Regions from separate parts of the Homo sapiens genome. Here region 1 is linked to region 2. A link is a contact called in ENCODE Hi-C data. All regions are on one chromosome and are shown on one strand. The core of a region is the stretch at or near the end of the contact, and the rest is flanking DNA. Distances in the headings are between cores, read along the strand shown.

Region 1 (3,414 bases), core at 768-3,267, 1.1 Mb before region 2:
AGGCTCTAGTCCGTGGGGTTAGCTGGTCTTACAACACATCTGGAAGTGGCTGGCCTGACTGAAAGGTGGAATGGCTTCCTGAAGTCTCAGTTGTGATGCCAATTGGGAGACCACACCCTGAAAAGATAATGTTCTTTCTTGCAAGACACAGAGTGTGTTTTGAACCAGAGGCCATAATACGGTGCTGTCTCTGCATAGTCAGAACACCCAGGCTCAGGGACAAGGGGTAGAAGGTGGCGTGGCTCCTGCCACAATGACACCTAATAACCCACCCACAAGGACTTTGTTCCTGGTCACATTGTGGCAACTGTGTTCTCTGCTGGCTTAGAGGGCTTAGCTCCCAGGGACACAGCAATGGTTCCACTGAATCAGAAAACGAGACTGCCACCTGGCCATTTTGGGCCTGTGCCACTGAACCAACAGGGAAGAAAGAGGTTAATCTGCTGTCTGGAATGATTGCTCCCAATTACCAGTGGGAGACTGGGATGCTGCTGCAGTGTCGGGAAGAAGACCCCGTCTTGAAATCAGGGGATTCTCTGAGGTGCCTCTTAGTGCTCCCACGTCCCATAGTAAAGATTAATGGAAAACCACAGAAACCTACTCCCTGCCCAAATGAAGGCTGGATAGCAGAGCCTTCAGTAATGGAAGTTTGGGTGACTCCACCAAGCGGAGAATACTGACATCTCCATCTGAGCTTTGGGTTGAGACTGGGGGCGGGGAAGCTGGCGGGGGGAATATGGAAGGAAGGGTGGAGAAAGGTAGCCATACATATCAATGATGACCTCATGACCAAGTAGGAAAATTTGCATGTTTTCAATTTGCTTACTCTATGTCTGTGTTCACTTACATATGCTAGCTACTTTCTTCTTCTTTTTCCTTTTTCCCATTTTTATTCTATATACAAGTGGTTGGAAGTTAACTTAACAATTTAGTCTTCAGTAACAGAATAGTCAGTGAACTGTGACTGAATTTGAGGAGTAATTTATAGCCAGCAGTGGATGCAATGAGTCTTGGGATCATGTGCCTCCTCATTTTGGAGAAGGATCTTGTTCCCTTGTAAGACAGATAGCTGTCTCTTATGAGATGGAAATGATAGAGTTCTGTTGCTGTTATATGGGAATCCAAATGTGTGTAGAGTGTGTCTATGAAAGGTGAGCAGGTGTGGACCGTGCCAGTTACAAATTTATTGCCTCTCAGCTCCAATTCACGCCTCGTTGCCTGATCTGTGAAAGTGGAAATGGGTACCACTCTGAATATTTTTCATTTCCCGGTTGGCATGACATTAAATGTGGTCAGTAGAGGGCAGCAGAGAGACATTGCAAGAGGAGGGAGCTTTCCTTCCTAGTTCTGGTTTCTTCCTGGGTTAGGCAGGCTATGGCCGCAGGACTGGCTTCCTTAGGTCCCAGGTCCTGTAGCACAGGTGGCTTCCCCAGCACCCAGCCTTCTGGCACATGTGGCCTCTCTAGCATTCCCTTGGTCCTGTGCAGACAGCATTCCCAGGCCCAGCTCCTGTAGTACAGGCAGCCCCACCAGCTCCCAGCTCCTGCAATGCCAGTCCTTCCTCAGTGCCCAGCTCCTGCAGTTCAGATGGCTCCTCCAGTGCCCAGCTCCTGCAGTGCGGGTGGCTCCTCCAGTGCCCAGCTCCCGCAGTGCGGGTGGCTCCTTCAGTGCACAGCTCCTGCAGTGTGGGCGGCTCCTCCAGTGCACAGCTCCTGCAGTGCAGGGTCTTTCCCTGTGCCCAGCTCCTGCAGCCCGGGTGGCTCCTCTAGTGTCCAACTCCTGCAGTGCACGGCCTTTCTCATGCCTAGCTCCTGCAGTGTAGGCAGCCCCTCCAGTGCCCAGCTCCTGCTGTGCACAGTGGTCAGCAACTCCCAGTGGCCAGCAGCAACTCCCAGCAACCCCCTCAGGTGGTTCTGTAGCCACGTGCCTTCCGTGATTCACCTCCCCGTAAATGGTGTTTCTCTGGCATCCTAGAGAGTAGATTCCTGACAAGTTCTGGAGGGCAGATTCCAGCAAGTTCCACTCACGTGGCAGTATGGCAACTTCCTGTCCATTCAGTAGCCACAACTCTGCCCTCTCCAACAGGGCCTGGGTTTCAGCCGTGGGGCCTCCCCCTTGGTGGCCCTCTCTAGCCCCTGAGCAGTGGCTGCTCTTCAGATTGGCTGTTTCTGTATTCCATAGTGCCCCCGCCACCCTCACTAACGAACCCCTTGTTACTCCAACCCACTGTAGCAGTTAATAATTCTTTGTATTAAACTTTCCCTGTATGGCTTCTGTGTCCTGCTGGAACCCTTGCTGAGACATCGGGGCCGGTGTCCTGACAACCACCCCGGCAGAGCTTGGTCCAGCTCCACCACCAAACAGCTGCGTGGCCTTGAGCCTGTCGCCTCCCCTCCCTGGGCCTCTTCCTCATGTGGGAGACAGCAGCCTGCCCCCGGGCTGCTTCAAAGATGAAGGCGGGTGAAGAATGCGGCGGCGCTTTGAACCAGCGCATGGGAGGGGAGGGAGTCCATTTGACTCTCCTCGGAGTGCACAGGCCTCCTGAGAGGGTTCTTGAGATGGTCCCCACCCCTGCCTGCCCATCCTCCAGCAGCCTGTTTATCCCCTGTGCAGGACTTGATTATGGGGCTCAGCCAGCCTGGCAGGCCTTGCAGAACCCAGCGACTTGGGCTGTTAACTCCTTCTGAGCCAGCCCGTGAGTCACTTAGCAGATGTGCACACATGAGGATGGGGAGGCAGTGCCTGCAGGGGCCGAGAGTCAGAGCTGCCTTGCTGCCGGGGCTGGGAGTCAGGATGTGGTTGTGGGCATAATTCCCGCGGGAGACTTGGTTTCCCTTAGAGTTCTCTGAACCTCATTTGACCCTTTCTCATAAATCCTTATCGAGTGCCTATTACACAGTGAGCACTGTGCTGGGGCTGGGTTTACGTCGGGGCATCGGGAGGGAAACAGACACCTCCACTGACCACCTGGAGCCCAGTGTCCAGCAGGAAGGACAAATATTAATTTAAAAAATTCCAAAACATACAAATACCCACTGGGGAAAGTGCTCTAAGGGGAGTTAGAGGAACTGTCCTTGGGGGGAACCTTGAATGAGCCCCTTCTCCCTCTGCACCTCAGTTTCCTCATCTGTAAAATGGGGCCAAGCGTGGCATCCACCCCATAGGGGGGTTGTGAGGGTGATATGAAATCTCACCTGTAAAGTGCTCAGTGCGTGCCTGGCACACAGCACATGCCCATGTGCTGATTATTATTAGGATTATGATTTCAAGTTTCTTCATCAGAAGCACGAGATGAGCAGGAACCAATCATCATCAGTCACTGTGTGGCCACAGGCAAGCCGCTCTCCGCCCTGTCCTCAGTTTCCCCATCTGCTGACAGAGAGATGGGAGCTCTCTGCTCAGACATGGGGTCAG
Region 2 (3,096 bases), core at 191-2,690:
CCATCCTCCAACAGCTGCTTTGCCCTTTTTAACAAGGAAGAGCAGACCTCAGGCTCAACACCCAGACAAGAGAAACCAGCTAGAATGTATAATATACTTGTATTTGATGGTATTTAGTTGCTTATTTTATCTAGATGTAGAATTAAGAACACAGATTCTGGAGTCAGCCAGTCAAGAGTTCCAATCCCATCTCTGCCACTTACTAGCTGTGTGCTCTTGGGCCAGTCACTTAACATCTCTGTACCTCAGTCACATCTAAAATGGGTACGACAAGAGCACCTACATCGTGGTAGTGTTGTAAGTTTTAAATCTATAAATATGGGTTTGTGTGTGTGTCTACACACAGATATGTTTAAGTGCCTGACACAAAGTAAAGTATTAGCTATCATTATCTTTACCATAACAAGGGTTGAGGAAAAATCACAATGTTTTAGAAAGGTTTACAAGCACAGGCCACGCTACCTCTCGAATGCGCCCCTCCATAGCCCTGGGCCCACCAGAGACTGAGGCCAGGGGTAGCTGCTGCACCCACCTGCGCATTTGGTGCGGCTGATGAGGGGTGGCCCAGGGCGGCCAGTGCCGCCGTCTCCGGGACGCGTGAGCAGCACGCTGATCTCATACTCTGTGTCGGGGTCGAGGTGCCACAGCTTGTAGGTCTGCAGGCTGACGGCGTGCACCTCAGCCCAGGGCCCGCGCGCCATGCGGTACTCAATCTCCTTGCGCACGATCGGCCCGTCGCCAATGATGGAGTTGGTGTTGAGCTGGATGATGAGGTAGGTGGGGCCAGCACGCAGCAGCTGTGGGGGCGCGATGGGAGTTGGGGGCTCTGCGAGGAGATGGGGGAGAGGCGAGGCGGACCGATGCTGCTGTGAGACCCCAGCACCCAACTCTGAGTTCCACCACACCCAAATCCCTCTCCGTCCTCCTAGGGCCTCTCACGCTGCTACCAAGCCCTCAACCAGACCCGCTCTCCTACCCCCACTAAATCCCGGGCCCTAAGGGGCACCTGGCTCCAAAGGCTGACCCCGCCCTCGCCCATCAGCCCACAACCCCTCTCTCAGGCCCCTCCTAATCCCCCACATCCTCGCCTCCTGGAGCGGACCGCAGGCCAGCTAGGATCAACACAGAAGTCACACAGCCAGAACCCCACCCCTCTTTAGGCTCTCACCTTGACCCTGTCCGTCCCCCTCGAAGCCAGCCCCGACCCCTAGATCAGATCTCATCCCGGCTGGGCCACTGCCATTTCCACAGGCCCATCTTCAGATAGCGCCCCAGCGACACCCTGCCGGCCCCACCCCCCACGGCCACGCCCCCGGGCAGAGCCCGCCCCCGTCGCCGGCCCCGCCCCTCGAGGGTGAGGTCCCGGCGCTCCCCGGCGTCCACCAGCTGACCCTTGACGATGAGCTCCGCGAAGTTAGAGACGCCCGCGCCGCGCGGGGCCTGGGACACACAGCGGTACAGGTCCTGCTCGGCGCGGCTCACGGCAGCCAGCGGGAAAGTGGCCAGGAAGCGCCGGTGGCTGATGTGCCGCACGCCCGCCGCCGGCACCAGCGCCCCGCTCTGCCGCTGCAGGGAAGAGAGTGAGGGGGTCAGGGGCGCCTCGGAGCGAGGGGTCCCGATCTCGCTCTGACCCGGGCCCCATTTAGCCGTCCCTACTACACCGCGCGGACATAGGTTCCTGGAGCCGCGCTCTAACCTGGGGGAATGGGGGACCCAAGAAAGCGCAGAGCAGAGCTAGGGGAGGGCCGGGACGCTGTGCGCAGTGCTGGAGTATGAAGCAGGGACTCAGCAATCTGGGGGGAGTCAGGGCCAGAAGCAGCCACCAACCCCCTCCCACCCCGCCCCCAGCCAAGATCACCGCTCCCGCTCACTTGCAAGAGGAAGCGTTCGGCCTCGGCCGCTCTGCCCGCGGCCATGCACTGGAACGACGCGTTCTGGCCCGCGTTGACCTCCACGTCGCCCAGGCGGGAGAAGTGTGGGGCCTTTGCTGCGGGGTTAGAGCTGCATCGTGAGCTGGGCCTGCACCCCCTGCAGGCAGGAGCCGCGGCCGCCCACACCCCTTACCCCTGCGCCCCCAGTGGGCTGGGACTCACCGCAGGGGTAGCTGAGAAGCAGGATGTCATCTAGGCCCATGTAGCCCCTGCGGTCTGGGGAGATGAGGGCCTCAAACAGCACCTGGGGGAGGCGGGAGGGCCCCTATCATACTGATATTCCTCCAGCCTTGCCTGGGGAGGTGCCCACTTTCAGCTCGGCCTCAGCCTCCTCTGCCTCAACTAGCAGAGGTCAGCCCAGCTCACACTGACCCTCCCTCCCAAGCCAGCTAGTTGGGGGTGGGGTCCCAGCGCCCATAGTGAACAAGGTGGAGGCCAGTTTCCACCCAAATCCTGGACAGTTACCCTCAAGCAGCCAGACAGAGTTTCCAGGTCAGCACTGTTCCAACTCACCCTTGACCTGGGCCAGAGGCTATTCCTAGGAACAATGACCTCAGATGCTGAACCCAGACTGGCCCCAGACTGACCCCTGGCCTTGACCACAGGTTGCCTCTGATACTGAATGCAGACACATTCTAACTTCAGCCACTCATCTACTCCAACCTCAATTTGACATCCATCTGCCCCACCTCCAGGCACAGGCTGACCGCTGACTGAACCCAGCCCACCTGATATTCATTGGGCCAGAAAGTGCTGACAGCCAGCTCAGCCTGGTGCCACTGACGGCCGTGGGATCCAGTCATATTCCACACAGCACTGCCCAGGGGGCCCCCATTAACGCGCACGTAGACGCCCAGGGTGCCCGGGCTGTGCCCGTCCCGGCTGTACAGGAAGTAGCTGAACTGCACACAGTGGGTATCATTCTCGCTCAGGCTCTGGAAGATGACATGGGCTCGCTGGCCTGGGGCATGCTGGGAAGTGTTGACCATCAAGTAGGAGCCTGGAAAGAGAGGAGGAAGAGGCAGGAGATGAGGAGACCTCAGGGGAGGGACAGGGCCAGGGCAAGGGGAGCACTGAGGAGGACTCCAGGCAACGGGACCCACCAGGAGTCAGGGATTCTGAGTTCTGGCCCCAGCTCCACCTCCCTGGGTGAGTCCCTTCACTT

The links. A loop is a pair of places that touch in the nucleus more often than their neighbours do. Pooled maps may share reads with other maps.
Region 1: a pooled map shows a loop between it and region 2 (3-fold over the local background). The contact joins two enhancer-like sites. A Hi-C loop is called at or near these places in 15 of 168 maps with a recorded cell type or tissue (IMR-90, body of pancreas, heart left ventricle and 12 more) and 2 of 50 pooled maps.

Annotation. Positions count from the first base shown.
Region 1 is chr1:30,378,455-30,381,868 of GRCh38, reverse strand. No RefSeq gene overlaps it. Among named protein-coding and RNA genes, the nearest start is that of MATN1-AS1, 340 kb to the left of the region's middle. Within about 2 kb of position 2,017, at least 4 of the 41 ENCODE cell types and tissues checked have a DNase peak (open chromatin) inside an H3K27ac peak, as active enhancers do.
Region 2 is chr1:29,258,340-29,261,435 of GRCh38, reverse strand. It overlaps PTPRU (protein tyrosine phosphatase receptor type U), which reads right to left. Exons shown (of 30, transcript NM_133178.4): 3 at 2,660-2,931; 4 at 2,094-2,175; 5 at 1,872-1,987; 6 at 1,392-1,566; 7 at 533-826. Among named protein-coding and RNA genes, the nearest start is that of PTPRU, 23 kb to the right of the region's middle. Within about 2 kb of position 1,440, at least 5 of the 41 ENCODE cell types and tissues checked have a DNase peak (open chromatin) inside an H3K27ac peak, as active enhancers do.